Regions from separate parts of the Mus musculus genome. Here region 1 is linked to region 2. Evidence: chromatin contacts called from ENCODE Hi-C or POLR2A ChIA-PET data. All regions are on one chromosome and are shown on one strand. The core of a region is the stretch at or near the end of the contact, and the rest is flanking DNA. Distances in the headings are between cores, read along the strand shown.

What was found. Hi-C counts contacts between places; a loop is a spot of excess contacts on that map. ChIA-PET counts read pairs that join two places held with the same protein, here RNA polymerase II (POLR2A).
Region 1: a loop to region 2 is called in a map of heart, with 4 times the contacts of the local background. The contact joins the enhancer-like site here to the promoter of Mrpl39 in region 2. A Hi-C loop is called at or near these places in 1 of 37 maps with a recorded cell type or tissue (heart). POLR2A ChIA-PET finds 5 or more read pairs at or near these places in 1 of 5 experiments (embryonic stem cell).

What each region holds. Positions count from the first base shown.
Region 1 is chr16:87,657,393-87,662,659 of GRCm38, forward strand. No RefSeq gene overlaps it. Among named protein-coding and RNA genes, the nearest start is that of Gm22808, 39 kb to the left of the region's middle. Within about 2 kb of position 3,884, at least 1 of the 3 ENCODE cell types and tissues checked has a DNase peak (open chromatin) inside an H3K27ac peak, as active enhancers do; it is heart, where a contact is called at or near this core.
Region 2 is chr16:84,732,360-84,737,567 of GRCm38, forward strand. It overlaps Mrpl39 (mitochondrial ribosomal protein L39), which reads right to left and starts at 2,885. Exons shown (of 10, transcript NM_017404.5): 1 at 2,795-2,885; 2 at 2,048-2,254; 3 at 1-122. The coding sequence starts at 2,858. It also overlaps the pseudogene Gm26153.

The DNA of each region.
Region 1 (5,267 bases), core at 2,634-5,133, 2.9 Mb after region 2:
CTTTGGTAAGATGGTAAGATATCAAACAAGTTTCGTGATGCACTACCACCGTGTTTACCGGCATTTAAGCCTGCGGTTTCTCACTGACAGACATTGTGTGGTGCATCTCCTCAAGCTCTGCCCTTCCCCCATCAGCTCCTTATTCACTTTTCTTGTCTAAGTCTCTGCTGGAGTTCAGATGTGAAAGCCTTTGAGATCCTATCTGCTTTCTGTACCCGCTTTCCACAGTTTGCACAATGCTTCGTATTTGTATCGAACGAGATGGGTGATCCGATGAGTGAAATAACCCATCTTATTCAGAAACAACATCAAATGCAGGGCAGCCCATAGAGAGGAGAATGGCTGCACCAGGGTCCCTGGCTTCTGCTGTGACAGCCCCCTGGGAGTTTCCCTGTGGAAAGTCCTGTAACACCTGTACCTGGACTGGGGCTCTGGCTTTCACTGTTCTCTTCATCTTCAAGCAGTAACCATACCATGTTCTCCTACTCCATTCTTGGCGGGAACCTACTGTTTTCAGAAACAACTAAAATACCAAGCAGAACGATAGAAATGAAGATGAGCCTGCTGCAGCTCACACTCACGAGACACAAAGCAGCAGCTACTGTTGATGACAGTGTCTCTTGGGCCAGACTCTATGCTTGGGTTTCTACAGATGTTGTCCATTGTGAAGTGTGGACACGAAGTCTACAGAGAGCTGTGATTCATGCAACCCTGCTCATCTGGCCAGCAGTGAAGCTTAGGTGACAATGACTCCTTGATTCCACAGCCCACACTTGAGAAGTGGTTATTACCGTGTAAAACAATTCCAGCTTATACAAAGCATTGATCTAGCTTAAGTTTCTCTTATGAGACAGTGGACTGCCGGGCGTGGTGGCACACGCCTTTAATCCCAGCACTTGGGAGGCAGAGGCAGGCGGATCTCTGAGTTCGAGGCCAGCCTGGTCTACAGAGTGAGTTCCAGGACAGCCAGGGCTACACAGAGAAACCCTGTCTTGAAAAACCATCCACACATATCATTATTTTAAAGTGATCTCCTTCTTGCCTTCCTCATTTGCAGCTTCTGTCCCATTTCCTCCCCTGTTCCGCCTCAACCTGGGCTTGTCCAAAAAGTGTGCCAGGCAAGTGGAGGCACCGTCTCTAATTGCAGAGCAGTTGTTTATTGGTTTCTTAGAATCCTAGGGCTTGGCTGGTGTGTCTCATCTTAATTCCCAGTATTACTTAGTTTTCCGCTGTCTCTATGAGTCACTTGCATCTCTTAATTCTTCACTTTCAACAACAAAAAGAGTCATCTTTTACAACGTAACTGTGCTTTGACGATGACGTGTGTAAGATGAGGACGCTCCTCTGGGAGAATGGAGCTCACATATGCAATTATGCTGTGTGTGCATTCCTTGCTGCTTTGATGGTATTTTCAAAACCCTGGATGCCAAGCTCTAGCTAAGGAAGAAAGAAGTTTAGAGTGTTGTATTCATCAGTGACATCTGAAATTATGAGTCGTGGCTCTATGTCAAAATGCACTGTGTTTCCTTAGATGTTCGGATGGCAATGCTATCTTAGGATAATTTTCTGAGGTGTCTTTGTTAAGCTGACATCTTTGATAGTTATCAGATAAGTTCCAGGGCCAGAGAGAGTCTCCTTATGTAACCGGTCCTTGAGCAAGAGAGCCGGGGAATTTACTTCATCAGTCCTGCTCAGATGAATTGTTTGGCTAGCCAGATCAAGTTAATCCTCTTCCCATGTATGACAGCACTCATATAAAAACATTTATCCAGCTCTTTTTTACATGCCAGACACATTTCTAAGTGCCTGGAGTGCCAGCGAATGAACAATTCTGACGTGTACTTCTGCCCTTGGGGGACTTAACATGCTGATGCGAGGTATCAAAACAACCTGCTTGGAAGCTTGGTGATTCGTAAAAGTTAAATAGTTCAGAGCTATCAGGTATAGTTTACATGTATGAATTTTTCAAAAGGACTTAGGCCAGCTCACCCTGTAAACAATGGCATTTCTTAACAGTGTCTTTGTGTTTTTCTTTAAATGTCTGCAAACTCATTCAAGAGGACACGATTTCTTTAAAACGATGCTGGTTTCAACTGGATGTAATATGGGCAGTCTGCTTTCAAATGAAGTGGACCCACTCTAGAATTAAGGGGGCGTAATAACAAACCCAGAGTGAATGTCCGTCTTACATACTTTTCTGTGGTTGTGATAAAATACATGGGCAAGGCCTCCTTAAGGAGGCAAAGGTTTATTGTGGCTTACCTGCTAAGGAACAGACCCCATCATGGTGATGCAGTCAAGTCAGCAAGAGCTTGCAACTGCTGTTAACATAGTATTATCAGGCAGGAAGAAGAAAACAGTGAATCCTTGTACTTAGTGAATCTTCTCCTCTCTGTACAGTCCTGGATTCCAAGGAACATGTAACCTGCAGTGGGCAGGTCCTCTTGCCTCAGTAAACCAATCAAGCTTATCTTTTACAGGCATGCCCTTCACTCCGGTGACTCCGGGTCTCAGGTTGACAACTGAGATTGACCACCCCATCCCCTAGTTCCTATATGACATGATTGACGATCCAAAACTTTGGAAACACAGAGGACACAGGGTAGTTGTTATATTTTAATCCTCTTTCAGGAAGAAATGTAGATTATGTGGCTTGAGAATACAATTCCTGGGGAAGCGAGATGAGTTTGTTCTATGCCTCCCAGTTTTGTGGAGCAGCTTGTGGTTTAGCTTTACTCGCTGCAGTGAGGAATTTTTAAAAATCTTTTCTTTATTCGTTGGACATAAAAAAAATAATAACCCAAGCCTGAGTGTTATTCACAAAAAGGTGGGATGGATACAAATGTTGCTTTGGAGCAAGGCTTCCCAGCCTTTCCTACCTGTATTCCTTCTTCAGCAGAGATGGTTTATGTAAATCCAAAGATGCAGGCATATTTTAAAAAACTACATAAACCAAACATTTACTGATAAGAAACCATAAATTTATTTTAAAACACCTCTTTGATATATGCCTAACTTTGGTGATAAACACATTCTAGGTGTGTTTATTTTTATTTATTAATTTTTTTCATAAAGAACTAAATCTTAGCAAAATATGTGGTACTGCAGGGTGTGGAACATGGTCAATTCAACGAGCTGATTGCAGTTTTGGTGCTATGATCATCATTGCTGAGAACAGTCTTTGTATTAATCCATAGGAAAAGCAACAGAAGTGTGCTTAGTACCATTCTAGAGGTTGTTAGAAAGCCTGTCCTAGTTTCTAACATTTAATTCATCCAAGATTTCATTTAATGACCTTTTCCCATGAAACTCAAGTCAGCTACTCCAGTAGCATTTTTTTTTTTTTAAAACAACCTAAGCATTCTAACACAATGAAATGTAACGATAAGCTGATTTTAGCCTTGGTGACAAGGAATGCTGAGAGGGAAATATGAAGCGTTTGGTTTCTATAATTAAAACTTTGTGTGTACAGTAAAGATGCTGCGGTTCTTCATACATAGCAGTCTGCTGAGCCGAGGTGTTCCAAGTAACATTGCCGTTGTGTAGAGCGATGGCATTGCAAAGGAAAGCGAGCTGTAGTGCTGTGAACCCAAGCTTTGGCAAAGTTGTGAGTCCATAGGAAGTTATACAATGCAAGGTCAGGGCCACAGAAAGGCAAGGATTCTCTCACACTAAATTCTAAGTTTGTTTTGGTCATTACTTCACATGACGCATGGCGGAGCGTTCTGTTTTGATTCACACTGATATTCAGGCTAGAGAACTGAAAGGACGCCTTTCCTAGTCACATGATTAAAATAGCAATGGTGTGTTTATACTTCCCGAGGGTAGACGGGAAACGCATGAAACAAAACCTCTAAGCAGCTAAGTTTCGGATCTGCTGACAGCTGTGGTCCTTTTTCCTGTCCACGTGCGCAAGTGCTCATCCCAGCCAGCAAGTCCTCAGACCTTCACAAGAAAGACAGGAAACCATGACTGTGCTGGGCAAGCCCAGACCCCACGTGTGGCTCTCATCCCAGCCAGCAAGTCCTCAGACCTTCACTAGAGAGACAAGAAACCACGTCAGAGCTGGGCAAGCCCAGACCCCACATGAGCCTCTTTCTCTGTAATTTTGGATCCTCTTGGAAACTGGACCATCCGCTCTAATTACCTATGCCGGGAATCCGGGGCACACGGGGCTGCATTTCTCAACTGCCTGCCTGCGCCATACCCCTGGAAACAGCTCAGACCTGCTCTACCGGGGCATTAATCCTGGCAGTTGAGGAGGGTGAACTCATTTTAACCGTAGGTTCCTGTAAACAAATGGAAGCTCCAGTCTTGAGCTCGTAGACCTGATCCCAGTATCCTTCGATGCACAGCCTCTGCCTTTTGCAAGTCTACAAAGCAGCTACACTTTCACCGCCCCACAGATCTTGGTCAGATAACTTTGAGTGAACCTCTAGGCTTTCCCCCCTCTCTACAACGTCACCCACCAAAACCACAACCCCGCCAACCACCAGAACCTTAGAACAAACCCGAGCTCGCATTTGGTGCCATCCCCAGCTGTTCCTCAGTGCTGTTTACCAAACTAGAACAACAGAAATTAGCTCAGTGTCATTAGGGGTTGCTAAGTTGGGGGTGGGTGGGGGGTGTTCCTTACTATTGTCGCACTAAATTGAACAGATGGGGAGGTGGCCGTGTTACCTAGATCGGAAGGCCAAGGCTAAAATCAATTGGTCAATATTCTATTTACACGGAATTGGCCCATGGGTCCTTTGCCCTGTTGTACTACCAAGTCAGTTACATGTTAAAAACAAAAGCAAATGTGTGTGAGAGTGTGTGTGAGCCTAATGTAATATATTATCTAATAATATATGATATAACATAATGTAATGTATTATCTAATAATATAGGATATAACATAATGTAGGGACACAAACTATGTGACTCACATATATGTTTTATTTTGAGCATACAGTTTTAACCTGCCTCATAGATAGGAATTTATAAACATTTTATGGAGAGAATACAGCTGCTTTTAAAGCTGAGCGGTTCAATCATGTAAAGACAAAATCGTGTAACTTTGACACAGTTTTTGAGAAATATCCCATGGGTGTACCTAAAATTCATCTTTTCTAACTAGTTAAAAATTTCTCCTTTTTTGTCTGTCCCCTTCCATTCCCTCTGTGTGTGAGAGAGAGGGAGAGGGAGGGGAAGGGGGAGGGGGAGAGGGAGGAGGGAGGAGGGAGAAGTATTTGTGTGGGTTTGTGCATAGCAGGAATGGAGTACTG
Region 2 (5,208 bases), core at 1,635-4,134:
GTCAGGGTCTTTGAAAGTAAGAAATTTGATCTCACAAGACTTGGTCAGAGGCTTATACATGTCCCACGGTTGTCCGTCCACAAGAGCCAGGATGGACTTACTGCAGTACCACTCACTCAGATCTAGGGATGGAAAATTGATTTATGATAGAAATGTGAAAAAATCCACAATGAAAGATTACATGCTTAAGCACTACATTATGAAACAGAACAATTGAAGCAAAATTCTGGGGATTACTTTTGCAGAAATATTATGTATTTATGACATATATATGTGTGTGTGTGTGTGTATACATATATATGTGAATTTTTTTTTAAAAATCCACATGCAAAGTCATTTTTAACAAAATTACCAAAACCTTTAACAATATCTATTAAAGCTAAGTCTAGTCTGAATTTAATCTACAATTAACAAAACAATCTTCAAAGAGCTATAAGCAAATATTTAAAGAGAAACAACGTGAATCCATGGATTGATGTACCCACAATTTAAAAGAAAAGGAAAATATATCTGTCTGAGTCTAGGCTTCTATTTCTGCCATAAAACTCCATAACCAAAAAGTCAGTTGAGGAGGGAAAGGTTTATTCGGCTTATACGTCCAGAATCATAATCCATCACTGGGGAAAGGCCAGCAGGGCTGGGTCCTGAGGGGCAGGAGCTGGTGCAGAAACCACGGAGAGGTGCTGCATACTGGCTTGCTTCTCATGCCTTGCTCAGCCTGCTTTCTTACAGAACCCAGGACCAGCAGCCCAGGATGGCACCACCCACCATGGACTGAGCCCTCCCCAACTGATCATTAATTGAGAAAAATGCCTTACAGCTGGATCTCATAGAGACAGTTGAGGCTCCTTTCTCTCTGATGACGATAGCTTGTGTCGAGATGACACACAAAACCCACCAAGTACAGTATCTGCACACACACACATAAATCTGCTTAAATTAACCTAGAGTCTTGCCCCCAAACCACCTTTCTTCCACTCTCTCATGACACGGACATTTCAAATTAAATAGTATAGTTACCTCTGTAAAATTATAAATGTGAATTGATTGTAAACCAATGACCTCTAATCAGTTCCATTATCTAAGAAAATTCTAACCCTGAATACATATTTTACACATATTCACAAAAATTATCAAACTAGAGTCTGACATATCAATTAGTACATACGTTCCATAACAAAGGTCTTAGAGGTCGTGATGGGGGTGGCTCAGAAACTTCATCTCTGCATATGGTGTGTACAGAGTCCCATTAGGGCCTTAGGCTTGTCTTACTCTCCTCTATAATCCCCTACTGTCTACCACACAGCATGTGCTACGAAATACATGAAAATCAAATGAGTCATTATCACCAGTGCTTGTTTAACTGCCAGAGTGGAGACTGAGTACACATCAGAGCCTTACCTAGAACCAATGCTGTCAATTACCCTAATGGTACTATTACAGAGTCTTTTAAAAAGCTAAACAACAGCCAACCGTGCCTATCTACTATTCGGGAGATATTTCAGTTTAAATATCCTATCTATGGAAGCCCTATCCAAATCCTATCAGTACCTTTACAGCCAACGACCTCTCTAACAATAGAAACAAAACAATTAACGTCAGCATTCACTATACTTATGTTTCCATTCACACATTTAGTACCTATACTAGATAAAACCACAACATGGGACAAGTAGGAAGGAGATGAGACATATACTCGGGGGGAAAAAAAAAACTAAAAAGATAAAGGTAGAATAAATGAAAACTCAAGAAAAAAACAAACCAAAACAAACCAAAAAAACAACCCTCAAAATACTTTAATGAGACCTGCTAGATAAATGCTCCCAGAACATGCATATTACATAGTCATATTCAGACAAACTAGGGAGACAACCTGTACAGCAGAGAAATGCTACGATACCCACCGTACCCACAAAACAAAGGGGACAGTGGGTGGCAAAATGGCTGCAAATAAATTCTACAGCTTCGCCAAGTAATGACAGCATGTTCCCCTCTGCAGTGCTCTGCACAGCGCGTGTAAAATGGTCAACATTGTTCTGCTGCTTACGCATGGCACAACTGTAAGGGGTTGAGATGTTTTTATTCATCACGAAGACAGTGCCGGGATCAGTTTTCCCAACATGCTTAACTTCGATCTTCTCCGTTCGGGGGGTTAACGATAACTGCCTGCTTTTCTCTCTGTTAAACAGATCATTCCGCATTTCTGTCAGCTCCGTGGGTGACAGCTCGGCAGCTGGCGACGTCGCTATAAATCCTATTAAGAAAGCAAAGTACGTAGTTTACTCTGGACCTGTAACAAGTATTGAAAACGGTAGAATTTTGCAGAACATAAGTCAAAAATTCGACTGAGGCAAACTTGAACCACTTTATAATGTTAATAATTTAGGATCCAACAACGAAAAAACAAAAAACAAAAACGCTGGGCTCTGATTTACTCTCACATCACCACCGATTTCCTCAGTGGCGTCCTAAAACCAGACTCGATTGGGAAGGAGAGCAAAGTTGTAGTTGGAAACGGTCTGGAGGGGAGGAGAACGCTCCAGGAAGGCGGAATCCCCGTGTCCAAACGATCAATAGCTAGCATGAGAAATGCTGAACTTTTCTTCCACACCCCAAAGCAAGGGACTTGGCTAGGCAAGCGCGAGTCCTCACTCCCTGGGAGATGGGGACATGTTTGCCGAAGACTGGGGCTCCTAAAACCCCCCACAAGAGCCGCCCATGCCCGCATCCCTTCTCTTTCCCTGATTCCTGCACCCCAGATTGTCTTCCCACACCGGGAACACAAAAAACTCACTCCAGCGAGCCCCGCCGCCCGCGCCGGGCCGCCGAAGAACCAGCCTTCCCACCGCGGTAGCCATGGCTTCCCGAAGTAGCCAAGGTAGCTCGGCGTCCCGGTCCTTCTCGTCCCTCTTCCCCCGGAAACGCGGAACCCGCGGCGGAGGTTCCGTAGGACTGATCAGCTCGGGACCGGATGCTAGGAGCGCGCCGAGCCACGCGGGGGCGCATGCGCGCCTCTCCTTGGATGGCTCACCCTTGGCCGCGCTGCGAGTCTTGTCCTTGGCTCGGGGACGACCGGCTGCCCTGAGGAGTCGCAGAAGTGTCTATTGGACAGAGGAGTCACACAGGCGCCTTTGTCTCACGAGGGTTCCAGATTCCCGGCAGAAAAAAATTAGAGGAGGACTCTTTGCGTTACGTCTTTGACAGTCTGGCCAGCCACGCCGGGTACAACTCTAGAGGGTGGAAATAAAAGAGGTTTGCAAAAGTGAGTTTCAGGTCGGCTGCAGTGGGGCTGAACCCGGTTCACCGTTTAGTCGGCCACGTTCCTGGGCTCTTGGAAACACGTCGTGTTGATTTTGCAAAGAACGTCCTAGAACTCTTTTCCGAATGATCTAGGCACGACTGCACGGAGTAACCGGGAATCTGTGTCTCGTCCCTGGATGTATCCCAGAAACGCAAACCGTGCTTGGCAGCTCAGCAAATATTTGTTATGACGGTTGGTAAAAACACACTGCTACATCTAACGCCTTTGTGGTGCCAGCACGTTCCCGTTGGAGCAGCATTCTTTACTTCTGCAAAGCTGAACCAATGAACCAATATAGTTTTATAAATTTAGTCAGGAATTTTCACATGATCCCTACTTTTAACTTGTGGTGGAGCACACACTGCCACCAGGCGGAAGGGTAAGCTCGGTCACAAATGCTATGTTTTATGCCACACAAATGTGCTGTCTCCTTGGCCCAAATAATACATGTTTACAATTGCATAGGGAAAGTGTTAAGACCTTTCCTCATCTTTAAGGCAAGACATGTAAGTATAAATTTGGATTCAACCATTCAATATTGTACTGGCCTATCTCATGTAAAGTCCTCGGCCGAGAATAGTGACTGATGCCTGCAATCCCTCCTCAAGAAGGCTTAGGTAGGAGCTGGAGAAGCCTTTAGCTACTTAACACACCTTTTCCTAACAATAGAAGTTCTAAATCAACTCTGGAAAAGTGTGCGCGCGTGTGAGCGTGCATGTGTGTTTCTTCCTTAAATGTTCTATGGTTCCCCTGAAAGCTTTCAGCTTCACAGCTTTTAGAGATTGTGTCCATTTCACCCCACCCCGAAAACTATAGTTCACGGCCACATTTAAAACAATCCTCTGGACGTTAGCTTGAGAAAAATTAATCATAAGCACATCTGCACACAGCTGATTGGAGCGTCTACTATCGCAGAAAGTAATTTTGCTGGAAGGATGCCACAGGTGATACTGACCAACAAGTACTGAATATATGCTAATTATAAAACTGTTTATTAACCCACACAACTGCCTTGAATGTCTGCCAAGCAACGTTTGGAGAGTTGGAGAGACCTACCCAAGATAGACTTTTGACCAAGAGTTCCTTCAAAATATGTATAATTTTTTTCCTGCATACCTGTCTATGCTTGCCTGGTGCTAGAGAAGGTCGGAAGAGGGCATCAGATCCCTTGGAAATGAAGTTACAGATGGTTTTGCGCTGCAAGAACAACTGAGCCACTCCTCCTCCTCCTCCTCCTCCTCCTCCTCCTCCTCCTCCTCCCCCCTCCTCCTCCTCCTTCTCTCCCTCCTCCTCCTCTTAGAGACAGGAGTAAAGTCCAAGCTAGCCTTGAACTCAGGATCTGCCCACTTCTGCCTGCTGAGTGCTAAGTCTAAAGGCGTGTACCACCAACCATTAAGGAGGCTCTTGTTGCCCAAATTCATGACAGTTTCCCCCCCACCTTTTTTTTTTAATTTAGCATTCGAAGTATTAGGATTCATTCATTGCAGTACTTTCGTGTCACTAAACATTTCCAATTGTTCCCCTCCCTTCCTTGCTAAACTTGCTGAGTCCTTTCCCCAGATAATCCACTCTTTGCTAACACTGTGATTTGAATTGGTGGGTGTTAGTGGGAACACACTGAAGAACAGACTCAAAGGCACAGTACACTATGAAAAACTTTTAGTAACAACAAGAATTACAATAAGGAATTTGGACATATATACTAGTCCTTTCCCCATGGAGATATGGTGTGCGATGGTTGCAAACAGCAGCTTCCTTGGTAGTGTATGGAGCCTGTTGCCTATATGGGTTGCTCTGAAGGACCTTGGAGGCAATTTCCTGGCAGTTATTCAAGTCTCTGATCTCAATGCTGTCCCATTCTAGGCTCTGGACAGGTATGTGTGATGCCTTTGGGTAACCCTAGTGGC